Regions from separate parts of the Mus musculus genome. Here regions 1, 2, 3, 4 and 5 are each linked to region 6. Evidence: chromatin loops called from intact Hi-C (ENCODE). Cell type or tissue: left cerebral cortex. All regions are shown on one strand.

Region 1 (5,000 bases), 52 kb after region 6:
AGATTCCCTTTGAAGGCTGAATCCCCCAAGCCACACTCCAACAATGCACTCACTCGTACGGCCAAATTTTTTTAGTACAGAACTTGAACATGGGGCCTTAAGCACGAGCAATAGTGCTCCACCACTGAGCTATATCCCTCCCTAATCTGTCTCCACTCTCACTAAATCTCCCTTTTTGGCCTTGAACTTGGGAACTTCCTGTATTAGCTCCTTAGCGGTTAAGACTACAGATGTGAGCTCCCAGGTTCAGCTAATTCAGTGTAATTTGTTTTTATTTATTTATTTATTATATGTAAATACACTGTAGCTGTCCTCAGACACTCCCGAAGAGGGTGTCAGATCTCATTACGGATGGTTGTGAGCCACCATGTGGTTGCTGGGATTTGAACTCAGGACCTTTGGAAGAGCAGTCAGTGCTCTTAACTGCTGAGCCATCTCTCCAGCCCCCGTAATTTGTTTTTAAACAGTATCACTGTGTTGCCTTGGCTGGCCTGGAACTTGCTATGAAGACCAGGGCTGGCCATAAACTCCCAGACATCACCTGCCTCTGCTTCTGGTGTGCCATCGCACCTGGTTTCTGCCTAAATTAAAAGCAAACAGAAACAACAAAAGCAGGCACAACTGATAAACAGCAGCGGCAGCCTCCTAGTCCTACAAACTCTACCAGCTAAGCTGTCCCCACCTTCCAACATGTTATTTTTTTAAATACATTTAGATTTATTTTACATGCATCAGGGTGAGGGTGTCAGATCTGCTGAAACTGGAGTTACAGACAGTTGTGGGCTGCCATGTGGGTGCTGGGGACTGAAGGGAGGTCCTCTGGAAGAGCAGCCAGTCCTTCTAGCTGCTGAGCTGTTATTCCAGCCCCCCCACCCCCCACAAAGTTATTTTTAAGAGGAGGCAGATGCTAATGTAGGAACTCTAGTTTCAGAATGAAGCCCTGAGCCATGTACAACCATTCACTCCCTGAGATGTGTACAGTTTAATGTCCCAGGAACAGCAGAAATATAGACTAGTGCCTGAAGAGAAAAAGAGGAGGCAATAGTTTACTCTGCTTCTCCCTAGCCCAGCTCCCACTATCTCAGGAGCCTCCTTCCTTCTTTTTCAAGGGAGCACCATGGAGTTTACCCATGCACCTTCTGAAAGCCACTGCAGATCCCTGGCTGAGAAAATGAGTCTAGCCTGTGGTACCCCCAAATTATGAGCTCACTGAAATGGCTCTTTATGGCTGGAGGTGTGGCTCTGTGGGAGAAAATTTGTGTGGCATGTGTGAGGTTTGAAGTTCAGTGCTCAGAACTGAAAATCAAAAATTCGAAGGGGAAAACACTTCAACCAGTTGTTTACATTTCTGTAAAAAAGCAATGCCAGCCTATTACCATCCCATGACTGTCCCAGGAATGCGGATGTGTGTGCATCTTCTGACCTGAGGAGGCCAGACAAGGATGTCAGCTATCCTGGAGGTGGAGTTGCAGGTAGTTGTGAGACCCCTGACATGGGTGCTGGGAACTGAACTCAAGTCGTCTCCATAGCTGACAAGCACTCTTAACTGCTGAGCAGTCCCGGCAGCCCTGCAGTTACTGTCTTGACCTCCAAGGAAGGTAAGAAATAAGACTGCTCCAGAGCGTCTGTAATTGAGGTGAGATTCGATTCCAGCTTTAGCATCTATGAGGTCCAGCTTACTTGGTGTTAGTCAGGTCAGGGAGTGGTTCCCTATGTACTACCCAAGTCCTATACCTCCTACACAGCCACATAATCGGTGTTCTCAGAGAAACAGAACTAGTAGGGAAGGTGTGTGTGTGTGTGTGTGTGTGTGTGTGTGTGTGTGTGTGTGTTTGTGGTAGAGATCTCCTATATGCTGGTTGTGGTAGCACGTTCTGTTAACCCACAGCACCGAAGAGGTAAGGAAAGAGGACTGTTGCCATTTCCAGCCACAGTAGCTACACAGTGAAACAATGTTTCAAAACACCAAAAAGAAAGAGCTAGAAGGAGGAAGAAAATTTACAATAAGAATTGGGGGCCGGTGGGGTTGGGATGGGGTGGGGTGGGGTGGCTCAGGGGTTAAGTGCCTTTGCTGCTTTCAAGAAACCCAGGTTTAGTTGTCCCACAATCAATTGTAACTTCAGTTCGAATGGATCTGGTGCCCTCTTCTGGCCCTCATGTGCACTGCATACATGTAGTACACGTATATACATGCAGGCAAAACACACATAAAATAAAAAATAACTAAATTTTAGCTGGGCAGTAGTGTTACGTGCCTTTAATCCCAGCACTCAGGAGTTAGAGGGAGGCAGGTCTCTGAATTTGAGGCTAGCCTGATCTACAGAGCAAGTTTCAGGACAGCCAGGGCTACACAGAGGCCTGTGATGGGGGGAAGATGGAAGGAACTGGACCATTAGGGAGCTGGGAAGATGGCTTGGTTGTTGAACTGTTTGCCATGCTAGCATGAAGACCTGAGTTCAGATGCCTTGCAGTGTATTCAATTAGTATGCCGCAGTGTATGTCTTTAAACCCAGCACAGGAGAGCAGGGTCTGGGTCGCAACAGGCACATCCCTGGAGCTCAGCAGCCAAATCAATGAGTTCCACATTCCAGGAGAGATGCTTACTCAAAAATGAAGATGGAGGGGCTGGTGAGATGGCTCAGTGGGTAAGGGCACCCGACTGCTCTTCCGAAGGTCCGAAGTTCAAATCCCAGCAACCACATGGTGGCTCACAACCACCCGTAATGAGATCTGATGCCCTCTTCTGGTGTATCTGAAGACAACTACAGTGTACTTACATATAATAAATAAATAAATCTTAAAAAAAAAATTAAGATGGAAAGAAATAGATGATAGAGGAAGACAGGACTGTGTTGACATCTGTCCATACATGTTTCATGTACATAGGTACACACAAACACATACACATGGACACAAGTATACATACATTCAGAAAACAGATCACAAAATTAGGGAGGCTGCCAAGTCCTTGAATCTGCATTTTTTTCCCAATGCCGGAGCCTCGGGAGAGCAGTGGTGTAGTCCCAGTGATGTCCCAAGGCATAAGATGCAAGACGTCAATGAGCAGCTTAAGGCTGTGAGTCAGGGGGAATCCCTTTGTATTCAGTGGAAGGCTCGGCCTTTGGGCTCCATTCGTGCCTTTACCTGATTGGCTGAGACTCACATTATGAAGGCAAATCTGCTCTACTTAGCTTGGATAAATCTTAGTCTCGTCCAAAATACCCTCTTGGAAACAGAGAATACTTTTTGACTAAATATCTGGGTATTTCATTCAAACACATAAAATGAATCATCATATTCTTTTGTGTGTGTGCACGCACGCTCACGCTTGCATGCATGTGCATGTTGGTGTGTATATGATGCAGGCATGTGAGTCTTTGGGTGTGGGTATCACTGCCCTGTGTGATAGAGGCCTAAGGAGAACATCAGTTGTCTTTCCTCTGTGGCTCTCTAGGGTCTCTCACGCCTGACGCTTACCGGTTGGATTAGGCTGGCAGGCTAGTGAGTCCTTGTAGCCCTCGTGCTGGGGTTACAGGCATGTGCAGTCATGCCTGGCTTTTCATGCCTGGGACGCACACTCAGGACATCACGCTTAGAGAGCATGTGCTCTTACACACCTAGTTGCCCCCAGCTCACCATAATAGTCTTAGAGGCAGGTGATGATCACTTATGAGGCCCAATCCTGGTTGTGAACAAGAGGGCTGCCAGATGGCTAAGTTCCCAGGACTCTGGGTACAAAGTCAAGGCCGTCTCTGGTATCTGGCTGACGTATCCCAACCCCTGTTCATATCCCATGATTTATTTCTGCTACTCTTCACAACTTTGAAATTTTTTATATTAAAAATGCAAGGCAGTTTCAGAAAAATATTATCCGTATAATTTGTACATATGTCTAAAATAATCAGTTCTTTCTCTAGTATAGAAAAACAAAAGCCACAAGTTCTTTTTCAAAAATGTGAAACCACTTCTGACTCCCATGGCCCGATAATTTCCCCTTCCCCCTGGTTTCGCTTCTGTGGTTTGTTACCCACAGTCACCCACAATTCAAAAATGTGAATGGAATAGTCTAACAGCTGGTGATTCATAAGCCTGCTTTTCTGATGAGTGCGAAGATGTCTTGTTATCCTGCCCCATCTCACCTAACTCACCCTCTATCCAATGTTTCCACAAGGTATATGCTACCTGCCTGTGGGAGCTGAGACCACATCCACACAACTTTTATTATGGATGTAGCTACAGATTGCTCTATTTTATTAGTTACTTTTGTTAATGTCACTGTGCCTAACTTAGGAACTAAACTTCAGATATTAATCATCTGGGAAAAGAGTGTTTATTATACTGGACTGGTTTAGTACTACCTGCAGTTTCAGGAATGCACTGGGGTTTTAGGACACATCCATTGTAAACAGGGCAGCTGTTGTATTACTGAACTCAGGCTAAAGGTCAGGAAAACACACAATAAACTATGTGTCAGGCAAAGGCCAAGGCAGCCTCAGCTTCAGTCTGGGCAGCTGATAGGAGCAGCAGGCTGAGGTAGCCTTCTTGCTCAGCATTTCACCCGGCCACTGTGTTTGTTCAATGGTGCTTTCAGCCAAGAGTGCACATAGTAGGAGTAACACTGAGCTAGGAGCTGGATGTGGATCACACAGCAGTGACCGAGATGCAGGCTTCTCATTGGAAGAGCTTGGTAGGGAGCAGATGGCTGGTTCTGGCTTGGGCGTCCACTCTGTTTTAGCATTACTTCCTCTAGGAAGTCTTCCTGGTGCCCACACGGCATCTCAGGCTGACCTAGATATCATCTATGCACGCGGCTAGCCCTGGGCCGCTGGTACACATTGTCACTCATTCTGTAACAGTGTCTGTGTGCCACAGCCTTGGTTGCAGACCAAAAGGCTAAAGAGGAGTGAGGGGAGGGAGAAGAGTATTGTAACATCTCTTAAAAGTTCTTGACTCAGGCTGGAGAGATGGCTCAGTGGTTAAGAGCACTGACTGCTCTTCCA
Region 2 (5,000 bases), 63 kb before region 6:
CTGTTCTGTGACCCTGGTACTTGAGGGCGCTCCTGCTTCCTCGACAAAGCAGTGGAAGCTGGAGTGAGCCAGGGCTTGGTCCTTGGCCTCATAGCATTTCCTCATCAAAGCATCAAAGTGTGGAGCCTCTCAGGCAACAACTAGTGATTTCTATAAGGGAAAGGAAACGCACAGGCTGGGATCCAATGAGAAGATGACTGCATGCAGCCTGGACACTAAGTGCCTCCCCTCTGCCCTCTGCCCCTGCCCCCTGCCCCTTGCCCCCTCCCCTCTGCCCAGTGCCCCCTGCCCCTTGCCCTCTGCCTACCTGCAAGGTCTGTACCCATCGCATCAAATCTCCACCACAACCTCTTTCTCCCCGATCTCATGTATAAACACTGGCATCCCCAAGGGCTGAAGTGACTGGTCACATAACAAATTAGAATCCCATGTCTGTTAAGACCTGGGGACATGGCTTGGTGGCATAGGCCTTGCCTACCATCTACAAGTCCCTGAGTTCTGTGAGCCCCAAGTTCCATTCTTAGCACCAGGAAAAAAACAAATCAACAACGACAAAAAACCTTCCCAGAATTCCAGAGCCGTGGGTCTGTGTGCAGCCCAGCCCTCCTTGGCCATTAGGGAGGAGAGGGTAGAGGGAAGGGAACATGTCAGCAGCGAGACCAGGGAAGCAGGAAGGGAGCACAGAGTAGTTTGAAGCTTCCTGCGGGAGCACTGTGAAGGCCAACATTTATTATTAGACTGCGGGCCCACTATGTGCGGACGCTGCTGCATCTTCAGAACCTTGCCGTGCTGCTGTCCTTGTGCTTTGACCTTGGTTGTAGGGATACAGGGAGAGGTGCCTGGGTCACCACTCCACTTAGAATGCCGGTGGCCTGCAGGGGGTGGGTGGGGCAGGGGTTTAGACCCTGAAGGACAGGCTTACTCTGGACTTGCCTGGACCCAGGAGACATGATGGCTCTGGAGAGGAGAGCTGGATGTGGGAGTGAGGCAGGGCTGAGCAACCAGCTATGAGCTGCCAGGGCTGATGAGCTGCAGGAGCCTCTGCTAGTGCCCTAGGGACCAAGCTGAGCCAAAACCCCTGCCTGAGCCCTGGAGCCCTGTTTCCTGGGTACCCAGAAGTCATTTCCTGATAGTGTGCCACTCTCCTAAACAGAAGCCTTTCTGCTGGAGTCCCTGGTGAGCCATTGTCCCCTCTGGCATAACATTTACTGTCCTTGGTGCTGGGTCAGGAGTGCCCAGGGCCCCATCTGACCTTCCTCCATGTCCACTTACAGCTACTGACCAGAAGGCCCTGTTTGTTGATTGCTGCAGAGCAGGGCCCACGCTTCCAGGTACCTAGGGGTTGGTTGGCGCTCCCTGTCCCACTCTTTCAGGTATGGTAGGCTTCTCCTACAGAATCCATCCCCAGGCCCTGTCAGCCTTCAAAGCTAGAAGTTCCTTGGACCTGATGGCTCCTCACAGACTCAGACACCCTTCATATCTCCACGGCCACAGCCCCGGGAAGGTTCTGGAAGGTGCAGGGCCTTCTATACTTTGCCCTGAAGTATGGAGCTGGGGTCAGAGCTGATGCCTGACAAACTCCTTTCTCCCTCCCTCAGAGCAGTTTGGCTGCTTGTGGTCCATTTTTCTTCACCTTTGTTTGGACACTTGCTTCCAATTTGGGACTCCAGAACCCCCCCTCTGAACCCCTCTGTATAGACCAAATCATCAACTTAGACATTGGTCACAGCCTTTGTGCCTGGCCCTGTGCAGGGAGCCAGGACAGGTCAGGTACAAGACACTCCTTCTTGCTTCTGAAAGCTCAGGCCTTCAGGTCAAGGTGGCCTTCTTCAAACAGATTTTTGTCAGGTACTGTGTGCTTGGCTCTCTATACTGCAGAAAGCTAGAAGGGAAACAAATGAGCTTTGCCCAGCTGAACACAGGGCCAGAAGTTCAAGAAGATGAGCTAAGGCTGCACCAGGAGATGTGAAGGCAGGGGTGGGCATGCTGGTTTGGTCAGAGGTCTCTGATAGAGTCAGGGTAAGTAGGTAGGTAAGGGGAGAGCTGGATGGAAGCCAGGAGTAGAATATTCCAGCAGAAGTCCTGAAGACCATGGGCCTGAAACTGCGCATGACACAGAGGCTGGAGCCGAACAAGCCCAACAGTGCCAGAAGGCCACTGTCCCCTGCTCCAACAAGTGGCTCCATCCATCCCTCCCTTCTCTTCCCAACCCTACCACCCCTCACCAGCCTAAAGGGGCAGCAGGACCTGCTCCTGCTCCACCTGTTATGACAGTAGCTGGTGACATTGCTGGTGCTCCTCGCTGGCTAGCTCTAGATGAGTGCGCCAACTTTCCTCATCAGACAGACAGGCCAGGGTGCACTGGTACAGTGATGAGATGTGACACCACTGGCCACTTCCCTCCATATTAGATCTGTTCTTGCCTTCTCTTTGGCCTTCTTCCCCTGCCACTCTGTGGCATCGCACACCCTGTTTTAGCTCCTTTTCCTGTCGCTATAATAAAATATCCTGACAGAAGTAACTCAGGGGAGACACAGCAACAGCTCACAGAGGTACAGTCCCTCACAGCAGGAAAACCGAGGTGGTGGGAGGTTGAGGTGACTGGTCATGTCACATCCCCAAGCAGGAAGCAGAGCTTGATGAGTGCTTGCACCCCTCCCAAACTCGCTTTCTTATCCGGTTCAGCACCCACTTTTAGGATGGCTCCCCCCTCCTTAATTAGTTAACCCATCAGTCACTCTCAGGCCGGCCCAGAGGCTAAGCAGGCATTGCAGGTGTGCCTGGAGGTTTGTCTCCCAGGTCATGCCAGGCTCACCATACCACCACAAGCCTGCCCTTTGTCAAGTTGGCACTCAGACACATCACTTATGTCATAACCTTCCATAATCTCAGGACCATTTTATAATATAACGTCTCCCCCACCACTTAATCCAACTTCAAAAGACCCTAGTCTTTAATAATTTTAACATTTTTTAAATATATGTGCCCTATCTGCATGTACACTTAAATGCCAGAAGAGGGCATCATATTTCTTTCTTTTAAAAAAATTTTTATTCAACCTTTTTTTTTTTTTAAATCCCCTTCCTGGTTCACCCTCTGGTTCCACATCCCATACCTCCTCCCCACCCGACTAGACCTCCCCACTCCCTGGGGCCTCCAGTCTCTTGAGAGTTAGGTGCATCTTCTCTGACTGAACCCAGACAAGGCAGTCCTCTACTGTATATGTGTTGGGGGCCTCATATCAGTTGGTGTTTGCTGCCTGGTTGGTGGTCCAGTGTCTGAGAGATCTAGGGGGTACAGGTTAATTGAGACTGCTGGTCTTCCTACAGGGTCGCCCCCCTCCTCAGCTTCTTCCAGCCTTTCCCTAATTCAACCACAGGGGTCACCAGCTTCTGTCCATTGGTTGGGTGTAAATATCTGCATCTGACAGGTTTCTTTATAGATGGTCTTGGGCCACCATGTGGTTGCTGGAAATTAAACTTAGGACCTCTGGAAGAGCAGTCAGTGTTCCTAACCTATGAGTCGTCTCTCCTTTTAAAAGTTCAAACTTCACTGAGACCCAAGCAATCTCTTATATATGAGTTCTTATAAAATAAAAGTTTCATGCCAGGGACCAGGCTCAGCTTAGAGAGGGGTTCTGAGAAAAGGGATGTCTGGGAGCAGCAGAAACAAATCATGGGTCTGAGCTGGAGGTCTATGTTCTGCTCCAGACAGCTTTCCAGGCCGCTTTTTCTCTGATCTGCGTTCTCTCTGGTGGTCTCCAGATGGCTCTCCCTCTCTGTTTTCTTCTTGAGACAGTTCTGCAAGCAATTCTCTCTTGCTATTCTAAAAAATAAATAAATAAATGTTCTGGATAACTCATCTTTTGCAGACCATAACCCCAGTCCTTTATTTTACATATCAATCCAGTCATTTACTCCAGGTCCCCTTTTTGATCATCCTATGAATCAGCATCCCATGACCCAGCCCCTTCATTCTTAGGAGACAGCAAGCATTTTTTTTTAAGATTTATTTATTAGTACACTGTATCTGTCTTCAGATGCACCAGAAGAGGGCGTCAGATCTCATTACAGATGGTTGTAAGCCACCATGTGGTTGTTGGGATTTGAACTCAAGAACTTTGTTCAAAGATCAGTCGGTGCTCTTAACCACTGAGCCATCTCTCCAACCCACTTTTTTTTTTTTTTAAACATTGCAAAAGAATTCAGAGCTCTGCCTGCCTCAGTTAAGCACAGAGGATAAACTGGCTGAGTGGGACCCTGCCCTGAAATTACCATTTCTACCTTGCCTGTGCCTACCCTTGCTCTGTCCCGGGTCAACCTTGAACTCAAGAATCTGCCTGCCTTTGTAAGCATAAAAAACTTAGCTAGGTGGGATCTCCTGGGACCATCACTCCCTAAATCTCTTTATCTCCTTCCTCGGTATCTTTCTGACAACATGGTTCACAGTGCAGCTGCCTCTGTTCCTTTAGCTCCATGAAACTCCTCATACAATTTATATTACAGCCTTATGTTTTACATAGTTAAGAAATTATATATTTTTGAACTCATGTTTTTAGAGCTCTTTTCCACAGCCTTAAGGGCTGTCCTAAAGGTCTCAGTGTTTACCATTTTGCTAAAACATTATCCACACTCATGCTGTCTCTGATTATCATGGAGTCCTTAACGTTAACAGGGAGGACATTCCTTGAAGGAAGAATGTAAAATATGTACACTATTATACAAGCAAGCCTTATGCCCACAGCAAGCCTTATACCCACAGCAGCCATCGACGCTCGTGGAGGCCCATGCCCTGTCCCAGGGTTGGGAGCCATGTTATACTACCCCTACCAAGTCTATGCCAGACCCTGCAGTTACATACTTCTAATACATGATGGCACAGAATTAATATTCCTATTCCAAAAGAGAAGACCCAGGGAAAATCAAGGAATGATCAGAACAAAGAAAGACCCAAACAATAAACTCTCATTCTATGGGTTTGTGTCTGGGACTTGGGGCTCC
Region 3 (5,000 bases), 110 kb after region 6:
ATTTAGTAAAGACCAGTGTTTCTTTTCTTTTTTTGTTTTTTGGAGACAGGGTTTCTCTGTGTAGCCCTGGCTGTCCTGGAACTCACTCTGTAGACCAGGCTGGCCTCAAGCTCAGAAATCCTCCTGCCTCTGCCTCCCAAGTGCTGGGATTAAAGGCGTGCGCCACCACTGCCTGGCAAGCCCAGTGTTTCAAAACCTACTTTTGGTTAGTTGTTTCACTAAACACATTTGGCTCTGTGTGGGTAAGAATCATCTCTCACTACATATCTAGTCCTTTAGGATTACAAACTGGCAGTTTTGTTTTTTTTTTTTTTTTGTTTTGTTTTTTTTGTTTTTTTTTTTTTTGAGACAGGGTTTCTCTGTGTAGCCCTGGCTGTCCTGGAACTCACTTTGTAGACCGGGCTGGCTTCGAACTCAGAAATCTGACTGCCTCTGCTTCCTGAGTGCTAGGATTAAAGGCGTGCGCCACCACACCCGGCTAAACTGGCAGTTTTGTAATCCTAAAACTTTAACCATCATTTTTGTTAGACCAATGACTTCACTCACCTGCTCTAGTCTTATGTCGAAAGGAACACATACACACTACCTATTCCTGTCCAAGATGGGGGGAAAATACAACTAGAAATATACATAACATTCTACCTCGGCCAAAGAGGTGTCTTTCTTTAAAAAATAAAAAAAAAACTTTGTGTGTGCGTACATGTGTGTGTGTGTGTGTGTGTGTGTGTGAGAGAGAGAGAGAGAGAGAGAGAGAGAGAGAACACATGAATAGATGCCTCCAAAGCCCAAAGGCATGGGATCCCTTGGAGCAAGAGTTACAAACAGGCAGTTGAACCAACTGACAGAGCTGACAGGGGTGCTGGGAACTAAACTTGGGTCCTTTATAAGAGCAACAAGTGTTTTAAACCATTGAGCCCTTTCTCCAGCTCTCAAAGAGCTGTCTTATACATTTAAACAGAAAGGACATATATATGTGAATATACACACACACCCACACACACAAATCTTAACAGCTAAAACATTATCAATCACACATGTACACACATTTCCTTGCTGTTCCTTAGATTTAATAACCATCACTGTATGCCTGCTTAGAGCAGCACTAAGTCAAGACCAACCATCATTTCCAACATTTTGTTATCATGCTTAAGTAACTATTTGCTTTACTAAGCTGGAAACTCTGGCTACACCCTCTGGCTCCCTGTCCCCAGAATTAGCACAGCTTGCATTCCACAATATTTGTCCAGGACTTCACTATCGAAACAGGGAGCACACCCCAGAGTACAGATTTCTCCTGGCAGTGGTCCAGCCAGAGCATGTTAAAGTTGGTAGCTGTCCACTGGGCTGAGAGAATGGAGGGAAAGAGAAACATGCCATCAAGATCAAGGAGTGGCCAACCACTCCACAGTCTGAAGAACAAGGCTCTGTATTTAATGTGTGAATACTTGTCAGGACTGAAACCTTCAGCATGGAGGACAACTGCAAAAGTTAACACCTGTTTCAAAACAAGAGTTACCACTGAATTTTGAAACCTCAATGCACACATTCATTTTAGGATGCTGTTTGCAAAGCTTCAAAATCCTAAGAGGGGAACAGTACAAGAGAACATGTGTAAGAATCAGATCTGACTCCCCATTTAAAACCCAGATGGTGACTGCTGCGCGTTCCAGTGGACCCACCAATCACAGACTGTAAAGCAGAGGTGACAGGCTGTGCTGACGGGGGGGGGGGGGGGGGGGGATTGATAAGACACAGCATGGGAAAATGGGGAGCAGGCATGGCTGGCAAACACTACCCTCTATTGGCCGAGGGCAACTGCTATAAAGTCAAGCTGATTGTTCTTAATACATATCTTATTTGAGACAAGGGCTATTATGTAGCTCTGGATGTCCAGGGACTTGTATGTAAACTGGGTTGGTCTTAAACATAAAGAAATCCACTTGCCTCTGCCTCCCAAGTCCTGGTGTTAAAGGCAAGTGTCATTAGGCCTTGTCCTTAGTAACTATCTATAGACATATCCTGCCACTTCATTAAATCTGCAATATAATTTTTTGGACTGGTTCAAGTGTCCTGCGGTATATGGAGATGCCAAAGAACAGCAAAGGGCAGGCTGAGGATGCAGTTAAAGGTGGAGCTTTTGCTAATGTGTGTAAGGCCTTGGGTTTAATTCATAGCACTGTAGGGAGATTGGGTGTGGGGGGAGGTAGGAAAGTTTGAAAATTTCCAGAGGTAGGACACCCATATGGCCCCTATAGACAAAGCCTCAAATTATTTGAACACCTTCGATTTCTGATTATGTTTAAAGATGGTTATTGAGATGAGCCAGGCGTGACGGCAAAGCATCTGAAAAATGATCCAGAAAGCAGGCACACCGCTTGCTCAGTGTTGGCAAACACTGCCCTCTGTTGGCAGAGGATGACTGTTGTGACATCAAGCTGATTGTTTCTTAAGAGACAGTCTATTGTGTAGCACTGCATGTCCAGGAACTTGCCCTCTTCTGACCTCAGTAGGCACCAGGCATGAATATGGTACAGACATACACGCAGGCAAACATTCATACACATAAAGTACAATAGGTAGATCTTGAAAAAAAAATTCTACAGAAACCAACTTTAACCTGGTGCATACAACTCCATGAAGAATACAAAGTTTGCTGGGTGTGATGGTGCACACCTTTCATCCCAGCACTCAGGAGGCAGCATTAAGGCCAGCCTGCAAGTTTGAGAGTTCCAGAATAGCCAGGGCTACACAGAGAAACCCTGTCTTGAAAAAAAGAAAACAAAACAAAAAGAAAAACCAACAGCAGAATACAAAGTTTGAGAGGCATGGTGGTACATACCTTTGAATCCAAGTACTCAGGAAGGAGGAGAAGCAGGTGGGTCTTTGTGAGTTCAAGGCCAGCCTGGTGTACATAGTGACTTCCAGGACAACAGGGCCTACATAGAGATCCTGACTTAAAACAAAACAAGCAAGCAAACAAAAAACCTTATATAATCTCCACAGAAGATACAATTACAGTGTTACAGCAAATATTTGGCTATTTTGGCAAGTAAGAGAAAATACTGGGGAGGGGGTACCCAAATAGCTAGTCTCAGTTCATTTCCAAGGAGGCATCATATGCCATGTCCCCAATCTAAGCAATAACACACCACAGAAAGGACTATGGTTCTTTACTCCTGGGAAGCGTACTTTTCCTTCATAAAGTTGATTCTGGCTTCAGTAGCTGGTCTGGTACTATGTCTGTTACAAGATGGTTAGTGTGGCTCCAGTACTTGACAATCTGTGTCCTGTAAACATAAACACACTAACTTTCCTTATACACCTGGTTGTATACTTCAATTGCCCTTCTCACTTTACAACTTTGCAGATGAGAAAAACTGCAGATGAGAGATCACATATCCAATCCCTCTTCACCAATCAAAAACTTAGTCATGGGGGCTGGAGAGATGGCTCAGTGGTTAAGAGCACTGACTGCTCTTCCGAAGGTCCCTAGTTCAAATCCCAGCAACCACATTGTGGCTCACAACCATAATGAGACCTGATGCCCTCTTCTGGAGTATCTGAAGACAGCTACAGTGTACTTACATATAATAAATAAATTAAAAAAAAAAAAAAAAGCTGGGTGGTGGTGGCACATGGCTTTAATCCCAGCACTTTGGAGGCAGACTGATTTCTGAGTTTGAGGCCAGCCTGGTCTACAGAGTGAGTTCTAGGACTGCCAGGACTACACAGAAAAGCCCTGTCTCAAAAAAACCCCCCAAAACCCACACACAAATAATAATATATATATTAAAAACAAACAAACAAACAAACCGTTGTCAACCTATTGTCCCTTGATTGTTTCTAGGCACTGACTTCTGCTGTGTTCCTTTTTCAGCACAGGGGGAGTCAGAGAGTGATGGGCTAAGGTAACTGCTGCACAATGGTCAGTGTATTTGCTCTCAATATCCCAAGAAGCACACGAAGCACACATCTGGGTTACAAAAGCCCTTTTATAAAGCCATTTTTAAACAAAACAAACCAAAAGGTTTACAAAAGAAAAGAAAAAGATACAGAAAAAGAATAACTTGCTTCATAATGTCCCCAAGAGAAAAAAAATAAAGGGGACAATACCAACATGCTCAACAATAAGGGGTTCTTTTCCTTATTTCTTAATACAAAATACAAGCAAAGGATACGCATACTTAAAACAAAGTTCAGGAGCAGACAGCAGTCCTGGAAATCCTTCAATCAGAGCAAGGCAGGAGTTTGTTGTTGTTTATGCAAATGCGTACAGACCAGGATTATGTAAATGGATGAAATGAAGTATCACATCAGACCATCACATGAGCCTACCAATGCATGTTGCATCTATAATTCATGAACATGGTCAACAAAATCATGTTCACTTCAACTCGGTATCATTTAAATTAAAGAAAAAACCCTTTAAATAAAGTGGTTACATTCAAACTTTAGCTTCCTTAGTACCATGCTGCAAATTTCAGCACTGCTAAGGTATTGCAAGAATGCCCAACACTCTGTTGTCTAGCCATGTATCAAGCCACACTACTGTATGAAGAAAAGGATGCCAGGCTCTCAGCCATGGCCGAAGACAGGCTAACTTTCTGACCCTTTCTGCTCAGAACATGAAAGATTAAAGACTAAAATTGAGGAAGACTAGGAGTTTTTAGAACTGTCAAATTAAGTCTAAAAGATGAATGAAGGCAAACTGATCACGGGAGCTGAGCAACCTGGCAGTCTTATGCCTTGCAGAGGAATGAAGCATGGAAGGTTTGCTGTAATATGTTCACGGTACACAGACTATGTAGAGCTCTTATTTACAAATCTTGTAACAAATACTTCCAGAGGAAAAGGGAAAGAATTCACTAACTTCCAGAAGACAAAGGTTTAAATGCCAGACATTTACAAACACGCACTCACACATACCCACATCACACTTCAGGGTTTTATACATGTTATTTTTAGGGCATAACTGAGTACTATACTCCCCAACCCTCCAT
Region 4 (5,000 bases), 70 kb before region 6:
CTGTTGGGGGTATGGAAGGGTACCAGGAGAAGCTTATGTACGGTTCTTAGTGCCTGGCACACAGCAAGGACACTGTTATTAAACTGCTTTGGTGTCCTGTGTCAGGGTTGGTGGCCTGGAGGGGGTATAGGTTTATGAGACAGAAAAGTGGCTACATCACCATAATCTAAGAGCAAGGCAGAGTTATGCTAAGAGAGAGGCCGCAACATGGGAACAGAGGGACAAACGCAGTCCGTTCCAGCCGGGGACTCGATAGGGACACTTTAAGAGAAAGCAGACTTTGGAGCAAACAGAATCTGAACAGAGGGCACCCAGCTTGCTTGAATCCTAGCCCAAGCTAGGATGTAAGAGGTGGGGCTGGGAGGGAGAGTGTGAGCAGGATGATCTGGGGCTGACCAGGGATTCCCCTGTCGCAGGGTACCTATGCCACCGTCTTCAAGGGACGCAGCAAGCTGACAGAGAACCTCGTGGCCCTGAAGGAGATCCGGCTGGAGCATGAGGAAGGGGCGCCCTGCACTGCTATTCGAGAGGGTACAATGTCCGGGTCTGCACCCCAGGCCTCTGGGACAAGGGGCTCAGCAGCCTGCACCTGGTGGGAGCCTGGGTGGAGGGCCATTGCTGGCCCCAGGAAGGGATAGTGGGAGGTACTGGTGGGCCTGGGGACCCAAGTGGTCCTGTCTCCCCAGTGTCTCTGCTGAAGGACCTGAAACACGCCAATATTGTGACCCTGCATGACCTCATTCACACAGATCGGTCCCTCACCCTGGTGTTTGAGTACCTGGTGAGCTGGACTGGGGCTCACCCCTGAGGGTGGGTGAAGTGGGGTGGGGAGGAGAGAGAGTGAGGGAGTGGGAGGGATGGGCTGAGGGAAGGACCCAAGCCTTTGTTTGCCAATTAAGTTCTCATGCGGAAGTGGGCCAAGGATTCAGGGCCAGGGTACTGTGCCACCAGCAGGCATGGGCCCAGACAGGACAGGGCTTCCTTTCAGCCTGAGCCTGGACCACCAGCCAGGCAGAGGACAGGCCTGAACCTGTCTGTCTGTTCCAGGACAGTGACCTGAAACAGTACCTAGACCACTGTGGGAACCTCATGAACATGCACAATGTCAAGGTGAGGGGCCTGCCTGCAGAGACCTTCCCATGACAGCCATCTGCCATAGAACCCAGTTTAGGACGCTTCCTTTGTCACCGACTGCTGAGGTCACTCGGGAGCCTCAAATGCAGGGAAGAGGAAAGGGTCAGTGTAGAGGCCATCTGAGCACCCCAGCCAAGAACACAGACTTACCATCCTCTTCTGTCTAGCTGTGGATACAGAGCCCTCTCTAACTGAATACCAAGCCTGAGTTTACCTGCCAGAGGGAAGAGAGGCTTCTGAGAAGCTGTGTGTGTGTGTGTGTGTGTGTGTGTGTGTGTGTGTGTGTGTGTGGCCAGTTCTGGTACCTAAAGACCAAGCACATACATCCCCACCTATGGGACCCTTACTCTGCTCTCCCACCTCACGTCTTAGGGACTGCTCCAGCCTCTTCTCACTCACGGCCTCCTCTCCATCCCTGAACTCTGCCCCCATATGCGATTCTCTGGTGTCTACAGGTCCTCGGGTGGCCTACAGGGTGGGCCTTCAGGGTGGGCGACAGAATTGGGGAGCCTTCCTAGAGACTTGTTCTGGTCCCCGTTCCTCTCCAGCCTGAGACAGAGGCGTAGGGTCTCCCACGTGGGACCTAGTCCCACTAAGCTGCTCATTCTTGCTCTCTCGGCCAGATATTCATGTTCCAGCTGCTCCGGGGTCTGGCCTACTGCCACCACCGCAAGATCCTGCACCGGGACCTGAAGCCCCAGAACCTACTCATCAATGAGAGGGGCGAGCTGAAGCTGGCCGACTTTGGTGAGGCTGATGCCAGGGTCAGGTTGGCAGGAGGGTCTGACCCCTGGGTTACACGGCCTCTTCAGTGTGCAGGAATGCTGGGGGATGTCTGAGTATAGGACCCTTTAGGACCCTTTAGCGGAGGTCTAGTAACATGTCTGTTCCTAGGCCTGGCCCGGGCCAAATCAGTGCCTACAAAGACCTATTCCAATGAGGTGGTGACCCTCTGGTACAGGCCCCCAGATGTGCTGCTGGGATCCACAGAGTACTCCACCCCCATTGACATGTGGTGAGTGAGCTGCAGACAGGAGTGAACCAGGCCATCCGTACCCTTAGGCTTCACGTCTCCCTGATGTGCTGCTGTTAGCAAATGAAGTCTGAAATATATCAGGTTCTCCAAGCTTATAGAGCCTCTAACGCTATAATTCTGAGGTGGTTCCCAGGGGGGTGGAGGTGGGAATTACCAGAGGGTAGATGGATGAGGCCTCCCCTGGAACATCTTGGAAGGGGACATACTATTTTATTGTTAAAATGTACGATTTGGTGTAAAATGAAAACCAACTCAACTTTAAAGTCAGCACAGGTGTCTGGCCGAGCCCAGGGCTCCTCGGAGACTGAGAGTATTGAATCTTTTCCTGCCTAGCAGTTAAGGGGACGCAGGCCTCACAAAGGGGGTCCGTAGTGGGGGTTGGTTTTACAAGCCTTTCAAGCCCCATTGGACCCCTCACATAGCAGCCTTAGGAGGCGTGCCTGCTCTTCCTGGCCTCAGTGTTGCCCTTACTTCCGCAGGGGCGTGGGCTGCATCCTCTATGAGATGGCCACCGGCAAGCCCCTCTTCCCGGGCTCTACTGTCAAGGAGGAGTTGCACCTCATCTTCCGTCTCCTAGGTTAGTTTCTTTCTGTACGCTCCACCTCGTCACCAGGGGGCGCTAGAACTCTGTCTACCCAGAAGCACCGAGGTGGGGGGCCTGCTAGCTTTGACTACTCTGCTTTCTTCTTCAATGTTGCTCCCTCTCCATATCGGCCTCGGCCCTTCACTTATACTTCTTACCCGGTCCCACGTCTCTAGGGACACCTACAGAAGAGTCGTGGCCGGGTGTGACGTCCATCTCTGAGTTTCGAGCCTACAACTTCCCCCGATACCTACCACAGCCACTGCTCAGCCACGCCCCCAGGTAGTCCCTTGCCAGGCCCCTTGCTCCCCACTGTGATCTCCCTCCCAGAGGCTCGGGTCCCCAGCCTGCCCCTGGCTGTGCCTGTGCCAGCACCTCCTCCTTGCAGGTTGGATACTGAAGGCATCAACCTCCTGAGCAGCCTCCTCCTGGTGAGTTTCCTCCCATCCTACCCTGGGAGCGATAACGAATGAAAGCCATGTAGTTCAGACACCGCCTGTGACTCCAAAGCACTAGGTTCTGTGTTTGGTACCCAAGGCCTAGTTGGGCATTTCCAGGGGACAAAAGGCTCAGTTTTCTCAACTTCCTATCGAATATCAGTTCATCCTTTAGAAGATGCTGGGGATGGTGCAGTGCCTACCTGGGAGCAAGCACAGGATAAAGGGCAGTTAGTGGTGCCATATACAAATAGAGTTGATACTTGGAGGGTGATAGCCATGACCTTTCATGTATGTTCATCCCAAGATGCAGTCACATTCCTGGGAAGCTCTGGTGTCTAAACCGTGGTATCATAAGGCCTGAGACTGCATGGTTTGGGTTAGACAGGAGCTTCTTCCTCCTCAGCCTTCTACCTTAGCACAGGAGTCCCATTTTCTAGAAGGTTCTCCACCAGGGCCCAAGAGCCTACCTACCCTGTGCCTTTCAGTATGAATCCAAGAGTCGCATGTCAGCAGAGGCAGCCCTCAATCACCCCTACTTCCAGTCTCTCGGAGACCGAGTTCATCAGCTCCATGACAGTAAGTGTCCAAGGGACCAGCCAGAAGCAGGGATGGGGGCAGCCAGCATGGGTGGGAGAAGGGACCAGCCAGAAGCAGGGATGGGGGCAGCCAGCATGAGTGGGAGCTATAACAGAGCCTGGAGCCTTGGGTCCAGCTGAGTGTCTTGGGCACATGTCTTCCCCCTTCAGTTCCCATTTGGAGCTAAGGGGGTGGATCCCACCTGAGATGGTAGATCTTCCAGGCTGGTCTTGACTGGAGAGTGCCTGGGCTCTGTGGGGATGCTAAGTGTGGGAATGTGGTTCCACCCAAGCCTCTCCCGCCCTCTTCTCTTGCCTAGCTGCCTCCATCTTCTCCCTGAAGGAGATCCAGCTCCAAAAGGACCCAGGCTATCGTGGCCTGGCCTTCCAGCACCCAGGTAGGGCCACATGCCCCCACCCCATATCCTTTCCTAGAGGCAGCCAAGTAGACCACCTTTCCCCGGTGGAGACTCTTCTTTGAGGAAGACATGAGGGCAGCCTAGAGTCTGCCCTTGGGATGGGAAGTCAACACATAGGGAGGTTCCTCCCTCACCCAGTCCCACCCAGATGGAACACAGCCTTTCACAGTAGTCCTGGCAAGGGCAGGCCCTGACTCTGGTGTGCTCTCCGTGAAGACCCTGAGCTCCTGGCCGGTCCAGACTTTGTCCCTAGCACAACGCTTCCAATGCATTGTCTCGTGTAGCCTTTAAAACACCCTGTGGGGTTGTCACCACACATGTTCTCCACTGCATTGAACCTGAGACCCCTAGAGGGTAAGTCACACTTCCAGGAAGCTCACAAGCCACAGAGATGCGACCTGAGCTCACTGGATCAGAGCACGTGAAGGATAGGTGTCCCTTCAATCCCTTCCCCATTCCTCCATTGTCTCCAGGGCGAGGGAAGAGCCGGCGGCAGAGCATCTTCTGAACCATGCCCACCCTGCTGCACCTTGAGGGATGAGAGGCCACACGGAACATGAACTCAGGAAGTATATGGGGCCTGTGTGGCCATCAGAGGGCTGAACAATGAATGCCTGTGGCCAGCCTGGAGGGCCACTCGGCAGCCCTGTTGGTAGCATTTGCTTCCTTCCCTTGCTTGCCACACAGCTCTGTGGTGGCCTCTACCCGGATACCATTCCCCTTGTCACCCACTGTGGGATGGGGCGTGAGGTCACTTCCCGAGGGGAAGTGAGGTCACGGAGGTCCTTGGGACCCTTTCCCAATGGAAGTGCA
Region 5 (5,000 bases), 63 kb after region 6:
TCTATGTGATGTTTTTTAAAATTGTTTTTATATACGTATATATGTATGTCTGCTTTTCTGTATGTTCCCATGCAGTGCCCACAGAAGCCAGAAATAGGAAACTGGAGTTACAGGTGGCCGTTAGCCACCTTGTGTGCATCCTGGGAGCAGAGCATCAGTCCTCTACAAGAGCAGCAAGGGTGCTTGCCTAACCTCTGGGCCATTTCTCCAGACCTTAAGTGAGTTTTCAAAAAGATTCTTGGGCTGGTGAGATGGCTCAGCGGTTAAGAGCACTGACTGCTCTTCCAAAGGTCCTGAGTTCAAATCCCAGCAACCACATGGTGGCTCACAACCATCTGTAATGAGATCTGACACTCTCTTCTGGGGTGTCTGAAGACAACTACAGTGTACTTACATATAATAAATAAACAAGTTAAAAAAAAAAAAAAGATTCTCTCTTTTAGAGATATGCCAGGCAGTGGTAGCACACCCCTTCAATCCCAGCACTAAGGAGGCAGCGGCAGATGGATCTTTGAGCTGGTTTATGGAGCACGATCCTGGCCAGTCAGGGCTATAGAGAGAAGGGGGGGGGGACAAAATATAAGAGTGAAAAATAGAGACAGACACTGAGAGAGGTTGAAGGGTGTAATTTCACATCTGAAGAAACGAGACCCTTGAAGTTGGAGAGATGGCTCAGTGGTTAAGAGCACTGACTGCTCTTCCAGAGGACCTGAGTTCAACTCCCAGCAACCACATGGTGGCTCACAACCATCTGTAATGAAACCTGAAAACCTCTTTGGGGTGTCTGAGGATAGAGACAGTGTACTCATATACATAAAACAAACAAATCTTAGAAAGAAAGAAAAGGGAAAGGTGGGGGCTGGTGAGATGGCTCAGTGGGTAAGAGCACCCGACTGCTCTTCCAAAGGTCCAGAGTTCAAATCCCAGCAACCACATGGTGGCTCACAACCATCCGTAAAGAGATCTGATGCCCTCTTCTGGTGTGTCTGAAGACAGCTACAGTGTACTCACATGTAATAAATAAATCTTTAAAAAAAAAAAAAAAAAAAAAAGAAAAGGGAAAGGAAAGGGAGGGGAGGGGAGGGGAGGGGAGGAGACCTTGGCAATAATCTCCAGTGGCTTAGATGGAAGGTTGGTGGGAAACTCTAAACACACACACACACACACCAGAAAAACAAAACATAGGGCAGGAAGACATTTTATACCTATGAAGGATGCTTACAGAAAGGACCACCTGTGATACAGTCTTACCAAAATAAACCCTGAGTCTAGCCAAGCCTCTATCTTATTGGCAGCCTATGGGGGTGCGGGAGGAGTACCTTAAGGCTGGGGGCATAGCACAGTGATAGAGCACTCACCAGAATACCCAAGGCCCTGGGTTCAATTCCCAGCACCACAAAAAGAAAAAAGAGGACCATCTTAAGCAGACCTGAGGAAACAGCCAGGCCAATATGGAGTGTGGGCAACACTTCAGAAAAATCCCAGGACTCTTAAATGGCAGGCTAAAAATAATAAAAAGGGGGACAGACACCCAGGAATGCAGGAAACAATTTAGCAAAGCAACTAGAGGTAATGTATATAAACTAGGGCCTGTTTTAAACCAACTATCAGTGTTTATTGCTGTGAAGAGACTCCATGACCATAACAACTCTTATAAAGGAAAACATTTAATTGGGGCTGGCTTACAGCTTCAGAGGTTTAGTCCATTATCATCATGGCAGGAAGCATGGCAGCATGCAGGCAGACATAATGATGGAGGAGGAACTGAGAGTTCTACATCTGGATCTGTAGGCAGCAGGAAGAGAACAACACTGGACTTGGCTTGAGCTTTGGAGACCCCAAAGCCCTCCTCACCCCCACCCCCAGTGACACACTTCCTCCAACAAGGCCACACACACCTCCTACTCTTTCCAAGTAGTGCCATTCCATGATGACCAAGCATTTGAGTATATGAGCCTAGAGGGGCCACTCTTATTCAAACCACCACACCAAGCAGCACTGACACTCACTCTCCTTTGGCAGCTAGCTGTACATGACCTGAATAATTAATTACCCTATGCTCCATTAGATAACATGGCATACAGGCAAGTAATTAAACAGTCTTCTTTTAAACTGTGGTGTTTGAGTGTGTGTGTGTGCGTGTGTGTGTGTGTGTGTGTGTGTGCAGAGGCAGAAAGAGGGTGTTCAGCCCCCTAGAGTTGGAATGACAAGAACTTGTGAATGCTGGGCACAGAACTCCGGTTTTCTGGAAGAGCAGCAAATGCTCTTAGCCACTGAGCAATCTCCCCACCCAGAATACTTCTCTTGGAGCTACATACCAAAGTTTTACAAGTGAAATAAAATGGCATAGCAGAGAATTTTAAGAACTAACCCCTGGAAAGGAACCGATTTTTGAGTTGCGAAGCCGGGGTCTGGTTATACCACACATACTGTTTGACAATTTTCACAATAAAGTTAGATAATACAGAGGACTTTGTTTTGTAATATTTTATTGTCATTTATGTGTATGTCTGTATGATGAAGTCTGAGGGTCATCAGATCACTTGGGACTGGAGTTACAGGCAGTTTTGAGCCGCCTGGTACAGGTGCTGGGAGCTGAGCTTGGGTCCTCTGCAAGAATAGTACGCACTGACCATTGAGCCATCTTCTCCAGTCCCATAGAAACCTTTTCAAAAGTAAAACGAGCCCTCGTGTGGGTATTAACTGTGCTGACCACTCTAGAATGTCAGGGGCAGGAATGTCTGGGTTGGAGAGCTCAGAGAGAGGGCAAGGCAGGAAGGACTGAGCTGGACCAGGTGAGGGTATGATGTGAAAGAACGTTGCCATGGCAACTACTGAAATCCTGCCTCCACACGCCAACTGTCCTCACTGTGAACGCTCCATCTTCAGTGACCCCTGGAGAAGCAGAAAACTGCACAGTGTTGCACTTAAGACTCTTCCTGTCTCTACCTTCAGTCCCTATGCCTGTACCTGGCCCATGGCTCCACCTGCTGGCCACACATGGGAACTGACGCTGCCAAAGCTAAGAGTCCCCCAGGAACAGAGTGAGGCTGATTTTAGAATGGCCTCCTCCTCATACAGAAAAGACAAACACATATCAAGTAAACATATACGAAGCTTTTAATTTCATCACCATAAACATTATACTCTGATTTATCACATACGGTATAAAATATTTACTCTGCTAAATAAATAAGACATAGATAACATTATTGCAATCAGCACTGAAATCCCCCTCGACGTGATGAGCTCACTGGCTCTGGCGGGGAGTACTCCTGAGTTTGTGTGAGATTCCCCAGGCTGTGACAGATATGCCCCAGAGGCTGAGATGGGCAGAAGCCTAAGGAACCACATTTGTGCTTAGGATTCAGAAAGCCCCATAGAGAGGTCCTGGAGCCAGGGGACAGACTTGGAAGGGCAATCTCTTCACAGTCCTTTCCCATAGGGAGAAGTGGGCAATCAGGGAACCAAACTGGGTCAAGAGAGAATTGGGATTTGGTATGCTGTGGAGACCTTGGGTCCCAATCCTTGAGCAGGAACATCTTATGGCTCTCAATTAGGATGAAGAGATTGCCCGAGGTACTGGGCTGAGCAGTTTGGGGGACCATATCTATCACCCCAGAAGAGGAGTCTGGCAATATCTAACACAGTGACCAGCTATTTTAGGGGACCCAGTTTTGGGGAATCCCACCCTACTCAACTCCTAGGCACAACATAAAAAGGCTGGGAATGAATTTTCTTCTCATTTGTTAAATAAATAATAAATTAAATATTTAAAGGCCTGTGTCTCTGTGGCCAACAAGCTGAGCCATTTCCTGAAACAAGTGGGGGGTGGGAGACTCAGCAGAAAGGCAGTGCTGTAGATCACGGGGTTTCATCTTGCCTGCTAGGGTTCCTCCTTCCAACTTCCACCCTGCCAAACCCTGTGGAGGAGAGCATCCTACAAGAAACTCCCATGCAAGAGCAACAGTGGCAGAATCTGGTCAAGGGACTTGGAGGGAAGTTTGTTCAGGTCCCCCAAATCCTCCCTCTGGTGACTTAAGCAGGAGGTTAGCTGTTAACCTGGAGCCTTGATACAGGACACCTGAACAGACCACATTTCAATCCCTGCAGAACTTCAGAATGACTTCCATGCGAGAGGCTGCCAGTAGGCCAGCCAGACTCTGAAGCCAGAGCCCCGAAAGCTCTGGCTCCTATCTGTGCAACAATACACCTCACTGCCTTAGGGTGGCAGCAGAGAGCCACTTAGGCGACAAAGACCTGGAGAGGCCAGCTCTGCAGCCCTCTAAGGGCTGAGAACCCATGAGGCAGACCCTCTCTTTGATGCCTTACACAATTCTACACTGAGTATTTGGCCAAGTCGTTCTTGTCAAACACTACCTGTGTAGCAAAGTAAATGGCGACCAGACCCAAGCCTGCAGCTGATACCATATAGGCAGTGACAGAGTGGCTCAGCTGGACAATGGAGCCCATGAACAGGGACGGAGCCACCTGGGACAGCAGAAAGGCACTGTCCAGAATGGCCAGGTCCAGGCAAATGCCCCGTCCCGTAACAACCCTGGCCTCAGGTGGCTCACCCACCACCACTCGCATGGAGACATCGCAGGCAGAGGCCCCACAGAGTGCAGGTGGAGGGGCCAGGATGCCGCTGCTGCCAGAGCCCACGTGTCCATTGGGGAAGAGAGCTCCTGGCTTAGGGCCTGGCAAGAAGCTGGTTGTCTGGCTGTCCTCACCGCTGCTACCTCCAGCGTCCCCTCGGTATTTGGGCAGGAACACCTGAGGGTGGGGATAAAAAGGAAACAAAGACAGGTGTGTATTCAGGTGCGGGGATTCCCGTATATGACAACAGGCCCTCACTGCCTCTAATCAGGGGCTATAGGAAACCAGGCAACTGGCTTTCAGGGGGGGGAAAAAAATCCAAAACCTAAGGAGGTGCTACTTGGTGTGGATTCCAAGCAGACTCTCCACCCCCACCCCCCACCCCCTTAACATGGTTGGGG
Region 6 (5,000 bases):
TTCTGAACACAACTGGTGGGCAGCAGAGAAGGGAGGAATGGGATGTACAGCTTGTTAATGGGCAGAGAAAGACACGTAGAGAAAACTCCAAGTTCAGTGTGGATCACACTGTCAGTGGTCCAAGAGACACTGCATCTGCAGAACAGCTTCACATGCCTGTCTGGAGTTCTGGACCAACATCATGGTTTTAAGGACAATAAGCATCCCTAGCATGAAGACAAGTGAATCTTGTGACTATAGTGAATGGGGATGTAGACAGAAAACCTAGGATAGAATTCTGGCCATGCTTCAAAGAGAAAGAAAGAATAAATAGAGCTGTAGGTTCATCTTTGCCAAATAAAAAATATGTTGTATTTGGAACCACAGTTATATCTGTGACTTCTGCTGCTATTATTATTATTATTATTATTATTATTATTATTATTTATTACATTTGTGTGTGTATGTGTGTGAGTGAGAGACGTTAGGGGGCACATATGGACCATGGTATATGTGTGGAGGCAAGAGAACAATGTTGAAGGTTTGTTTGTCCTCCTTCCACTTTTTTGTGGATTCCAGGGCGTCGTGTATGGGTGTTTTGCTTGCATGTTTGTCTGTGCGCCTCTTGCATGCCTGGTGCCCACAGAGGCCAGAAGAGGGCATCAAACCTCCTGATACTGGAGTTATAGATGACTGTGAGCCATCATGTAGGTACTGGGACTCAAACCCACGTCCTCTGAAAGAGCAGCCAGTGCTCTGTCACTGAGTTATTCTCCAGCCCCTGCTTTCCTGGTTTTGTTTGAGGTAAGATCTTACTATACAGCTCAGGCTTCTATTCCTAGGCCTCCTGCCTCAGACGCCTAAGCCCCAGGATTACAGGTGTGCACCGTCATGGCCCACTGCCTTGTATTTTTATTATAAAAGACATCGTTCAAGTTACCTCTCCAGGGAGAAGGGGTGTGTTCATCTTCAGCCACCATTTCTTGGTGACCGTCCTAGGGCAGGAAGGGTGAGTCTGGGGGTGATTCTAGAATGCATCCCTTCTGAGAGATCTTGAGGCAGAGCTACTGAGGTTCTTGTGCTGGAGTCACTAGACTCCCTCTTCCAGTGTGAGCAAAATCCCCCAAGACCTGTGACTCTCTGAAGGTCCCTTTCTTTCAGCCTACCCAGTCCTTGTGGGTTCCTGGACTAATTGTGATGTTTAGGTCTGTGTACATATTTTCCTAGAAACAGATATGCAGATATTTACCTGGAATGTTTTCTGTTTTGTAGCTCTGGGGATCAAACCCAGGGCCTTGGGTGCCCAGGGTAAGTGTTCTAAATCTGACCTACATGCACAGCCCAAACCCAGGAACATTTTCCCTACCAAGCTAGGACTTAGTATAGAGCATGAGGTTTCTATAGAACACAGAGTGCTGGCTGTAGCTCTGTGGTGGAGTACTTACCAAACATGCACCAAGCCTTGGGTTTGTCTCCCAGCCTTTGGAGAATGCTAGAGTAATATACCATTTGTTGGAAATGCAATAGTTTTGAAGTCTCTTGTATCATTTCACCATCAGCCTTGACATCCTCTTGCTAACTGAATGAAAAAGGAAGGAAGGAAGGAAGGAAGGAAGGAAGGAAGGAAGGAAGGAAGGAAGGAAGGAAGGGAGGGATGGGAGGGAGGGAGGGAGAAAGGGAGGGAGGGAGGGAGGAAGGAAGGAAGGAAGGAAGGAAGGAAGGAAGGAAGGAAGGAAAAGGGAAAGAGAAAGGGAAAGGGAAAGGAAAAGGAAAAGGGAAAGGAAGGTGGGCAGGCACTATTCCTAGGTATGGTAGAGGAAAGGTTTATTGTAGATAAAAGGGAGAACATAGCCAGAGGCAGGGACATCTGTGAGAGTCCAGAATGAACATGACCCTGAGCCATGTGAGGGGTTGGGGGAGAGAAGAGAGGAGAGCCAGACCAAGAGGGCAGGAGAGTAAAGGGTAGACCAAAAAGAGACCATGTAACTAAAATGTATGGATTATATAGGAAGAGCAGCTGGGGAGGCCACCCCAGCCCCTGAGCTGGAGAAGTTTAGGGTAGAGAGTAGGGTATGCCAGCCATTTTACTCTATGACAGGCAGGGACTGAGGGATGCTGGGAGAACCTGGTGGTCAGTTCAATTTGATATGTGAAATAAGCACCTCAGAGATTTGTGCCTGGTTTGAGACCTCACAGTAACTACTGGTGTAAAGATAAGAATGTAGAGTTCATGGAGACATCGACTTCAGGGCTCCATGGCTGGGAGGCATGCAGTTAAGACCTGCAGTAGGAGCTGCAGACTCTAAGCCTTGTACAGCTCTGGTTTCTTCCCAGCTGTGGTTTATGTGAAAATCATTCAATGCTTACATTAAAAAAACATTTTTTAAAAAGAGCTTAAAAACTGGGTTGTTTAAGCAAAATTCTGCCTGTGAGGTAGGGACCTTGCTAGGCCACAGAGATCTGAGCAGGCGATCTGAGCTGGTGATTTGTTAGCTCCAGCGCATGGACCACAACCTTCTCCTAGGGTTTTTCCAGTGGGATTTAAGTCAAATCTAAGGAGCCCCAAGCTGGTTGCCATAGCCACTGATCCTCCTGGGTGCTTGTGTTGAATTCCCAGGGAGTAGGAAACCAAGGTCCACCACCCATCCTGCTGGCTCATGGCTTTCTCACTCTGGACACTAGAACTTGGGTGTCAGAGGAAGAGAACCGAAGAGTGGGGTGTTAGACTGCCCATCTCCATCATCGGGAGAGGGAATGTTGATGACCTGGATTCAGAGAAGTCGTTGGGGACCCTCGGTCATTCCCCCAGGGTTTACTGGGTGTTGGGGTGGGAGGGTGCAGCTGCACATAGATAGGTGCTGGGAGGCTCAACTCCCTAGACCTCCTAGATCCCAAACTAGGAACCGTGCAGGTATCAGTGAGACCACACGGTGGCGCATGGACCACACCGTTCTCCCGGGCCAGCAAGGATGCCCCTGCCCGAGTGAGCGTCCCTTTCTCTGAGATGCCCGGAGCCTTGTGCCCTCTCTAATTGCCTCTGCCTCTGCCGTGACAGGTGGGAGTGGTGGTGACCTTCCTGATGCTGCTTATCTTCTCCTACAATGTCATCTTCCTGTTTGTGGGGACCGCAAGCCTGGGGCTGTTTCTCAGTAGCACCTTCCCCAGTATGCTGGCCTACACCGAGGACATCCTCCAGTATAAAGGTAAGTGTCAGAGGAAACACAAGAGCATGCTTCCTGCCGCGGGTAGACACTTCCTCTCCTGCCCCCAGCTTGCTGGAGTGTTCCAGGTCTGGGCTTTCTCTTTACCAGGAAAATCAAAACACCTCCTGGCATGGTTGGGGACAGCCATGTTTGGTCATGGATGCCCTGTCCATGGCTATGTGTCCTACATGTGTCCTCGCAGGCCTCTGGGAAGCCTTGTGGCTTCCTTATCCATTTCCTTCTTTCTTCATGATGTTGCGGTACTGTTTATGGATCTACAACTAACTAATGTTGGCTGTCATGGTATCTGGTCTGTAACTTAGAAGAAAAACAATTCGTGTGGTCAATAAGTCAAAGTACCAAGCGTCTTCAAGTTTCTGGCTCCTGGATCCCCTGAGTGGGTTCAACACACAGCTGAGCTGCATCTCAAACCAGGGAAAATTCGTTTAGCCTATGATTCTGGAGCAGCCCTGGCCATGACGGAAGTGAGGGCAGAAAAAGCATCAGCCAGTGTCAGCACCCATCCTGAGAACACATCTGTGTGCTACTGAGAACATGACATGCCCAGGGGACACAGGAGACATGGTCCCTTCCCTCAGCTCATCCCGGAGGCACTCAGATTTTCAGGAGTCAACTAAGTGAGAAACAGGGTTCTCATGTCAGGGTTGTTTGTTTTGTTTTGTTTTTTAAGATTTATTTATTTTATGTATGTAAGTGCACTGTAGCTGTTTTCAGACACACCAATAGAGGGCATCGGATCCTATTGCAGATGGTTGTGAGCCACCATGTGGTTGCTGGGAGTTGGACTCAAGACCTCTGGAAGAGCCTTCGGTGCTCTTAACCGCTGAACCATCTCTCCAGCCTTCCCCCCCCCCCCACCCCCCATGTCAGTCTTGAGAGAAGAGCTGATGTGCTAGTATGGCAAGTCTGCTGGATGATCACTCAGCTCCATCTTCCTGTCACTCCCCATGGTCTGGGGCTACAGTCAACCTTCCTTTCTCATCATTTACTTGCTTGGCATATTTAACAGTGCTGGACTGTCCAATATCCAGTCCCTTCCTGTGCTTTCATAGGTCTGGACTTGTTTCCCTTCAGTCTTGTCTGACCCACTGAGCATTTATGACCCCCTGTGGTTCCATACCACACCCTGGGCCCAGGCTCCTCTGAGTGGAGAGGTGGCCTGTTCTGATGGGATCTAGGTGTGAGGACGTCACAAGGTCACTCTCCAAGCTGCTGCAGAGGGTCCTCTGAAGCCCAGCTGGCTTCTGCACCAGTAGGGAGCTCCTTTTCTCTAGAGCCTCTCAGAGCTGCAGTCTAGCCACACAACTCCTCGGAGTTCCTTGATGACACAGAAGTTACTCTGAGCCACCATGCTTTGGGCCAGAGCCACACTTGTTCTGGACTGCCTCCAACTACTCCACCACCCCCACCCCCACCCCCACCCCATGCCCTTCCAGGAAGTATCTCTGATCTCCATGGAAAAGGGTGTCCTCTTCTTTGTTCTCCACTGACTAGGCCTGTCCCTGCTATATGACCCATCTCACAGCTTCTGTACCTAGGATATGTCCTCTCCAATACACTCCCAGAAAGGGACAAAGAGTATGTAGGCTCTGAGGTCATCATAAGCACAAGCATACCTCCACATTTGCAGGCCTATGACCCCAAATGACATAATTTCTTCTCATTGAAGCTTGGTTTTCTTTTTTTTAATGAAAATTTATTTATTTTATGTATATGAATACACTGTAGCTCTCTTCAAACACACCAGAAGAGAGCATCAGATCCTATCACAGATGGCTGTGAGCTACCATGTGGTTA

What was found. Peaks named below come from ENCODE experiments on the same cell type or tissue, not always from the same donor. Only the 100,000 strongest peaks of a DNase experiment are listed, where the experiment ranks them.
Region 1: it touches region 6 in a loop (6-fold over the local background); 35 of 42 quality-filtered maps call a loop at or near these places.
Region 2: it touches region 6 in a loop (2.6-fold over the local background); 16 of 42 quality-filtered maps call a loop at or near these places.
Region 3: it touches region 6 in a loop (1.8-fold over the local background); 9 of 42 quality-filtered maps call a loop at or near these places.
Region 4: a loop joins it to region 6, with 2.4 times the contacts of the local background. A loop is called at or near these places in 16 of 42 quality-filtered maps.
Region 5: it touches region 6 in a loop (6-fold over the local background); 34 of 42 quality-filtered maps call a loop at or near these places.

Annotation. Positions count from the first base shown.
Region 1 is chr1:131,992,409-131,997,408 of GRCm38, reverse strand. No RefSeq gene overlaps it. Among named protein-coding and RNA genes, the nearest start is that of Elk4, 13 kb to the left of the region's middle. In left cerebral cortex, a CTCF peak has its summit at 2,169 (motif pointing left); DNase peaks (open chromatin) are centred at 2,149 and 4,696.
Region 2 is chr1:132,107,627-132,112,626 of GRCm38, reverse strand. No RefSeq gene overlaps it. Among named protein-coding and RNA genes, the nearest start is that of Gm37120, 7.5 kb to the right of the region's middle. In left cerebral cortex, CTCF peaks have their summits at 3,000 (motif pointing right) and 4,067 (motif pointing right); no DNase peak of the experiment used is centred here.
Region 3 is chr1:131,935,296-131,940,295 of GRCm38, reverse strand. Nucks1 (nuclear casein kinase and cyclin-dependent kinase substrate 1) reads right to left here. Exons shown (of 7, transcript NM_175294.3): 7 at 3,975-5,000. Among named protein-coding and RNA genes, the nearest start is that of Slc45a3, 25 kb to the left of the region's middle. In left cerebral cortex, CTCF peaks have their summits at 2,403 (motif pointing left), 3,632 and 3,907; a DNase peak (open chromatin) is centred at 2,395.
Region 4 is chr1:132,114,631-132,119,630 of GRCm38, reverse strand. Cdk18 (cyclin-dependent kinase 18) reads left to right here. Exons shown (of 16, transcript NM_008795.2): 6 at 417-531; 7 at 687-781; 8 at 1,048-1,110; 9 at 1,758-1,881; 10 at 2,029-2,149; 11 at 2,650-2,747; 12 at 2,930-3,035; 13 at 3,142-3,184; 14 at 3,679-3,769; 15 at 4,089-4,166; 16 at 4,661-5,000. The coding sequence ends at 4,695. Among named protein-coding and RNA genes, the nearest start is that of Gm37120, 15 kb to the right of the region's middle. In left cerebral cortex, a CTCF peak has its summit at 2,781 (motif pointing right); a DNase peak (open chromatin) is centred at 2,792.
Region 5 is chr1:131,981,067-131,986,066 of GRCm38, reverse strand. It overlaps Slc45a3 (solute carrier family 45, member 3), which reads right to left. Exons shown (of 5, transcript NM_001177628.2): 5 at 3,095-4,776. The coding sequence ends at 4,339. Among named protein-coding and RNA genes, the nearest start is that of Slc45a3, 21 kb to the right of the region's middle. In left cerebral cortex, CTCF peaks have their summits at 3,000 (motif pointing left) and 4,229; DNase peaks (open chromatin) are centred at 2,988 and 4,229.
Region 6 is chr1:132,044,488-132,049,487 of GRCm38, reverse strand. It overlaps Mfsd4a (major facilitator superfamily domain containing 4A), which reads left to right. Exons shown (of 10, transcript NM_001114662.1): 7 at 3,035-3,182. Among named protein-coding and RNA genes, the nearest start is that of Mfsd4a, 21 kb to the left of the region's middle. In left cerebral cortex, CTCF peaks have their summits at 2,900 and 3,938 (motif pointing right); a DNase peak (open chromatin) is centred at 2,917; H3K27ac peaks cover 291 bases.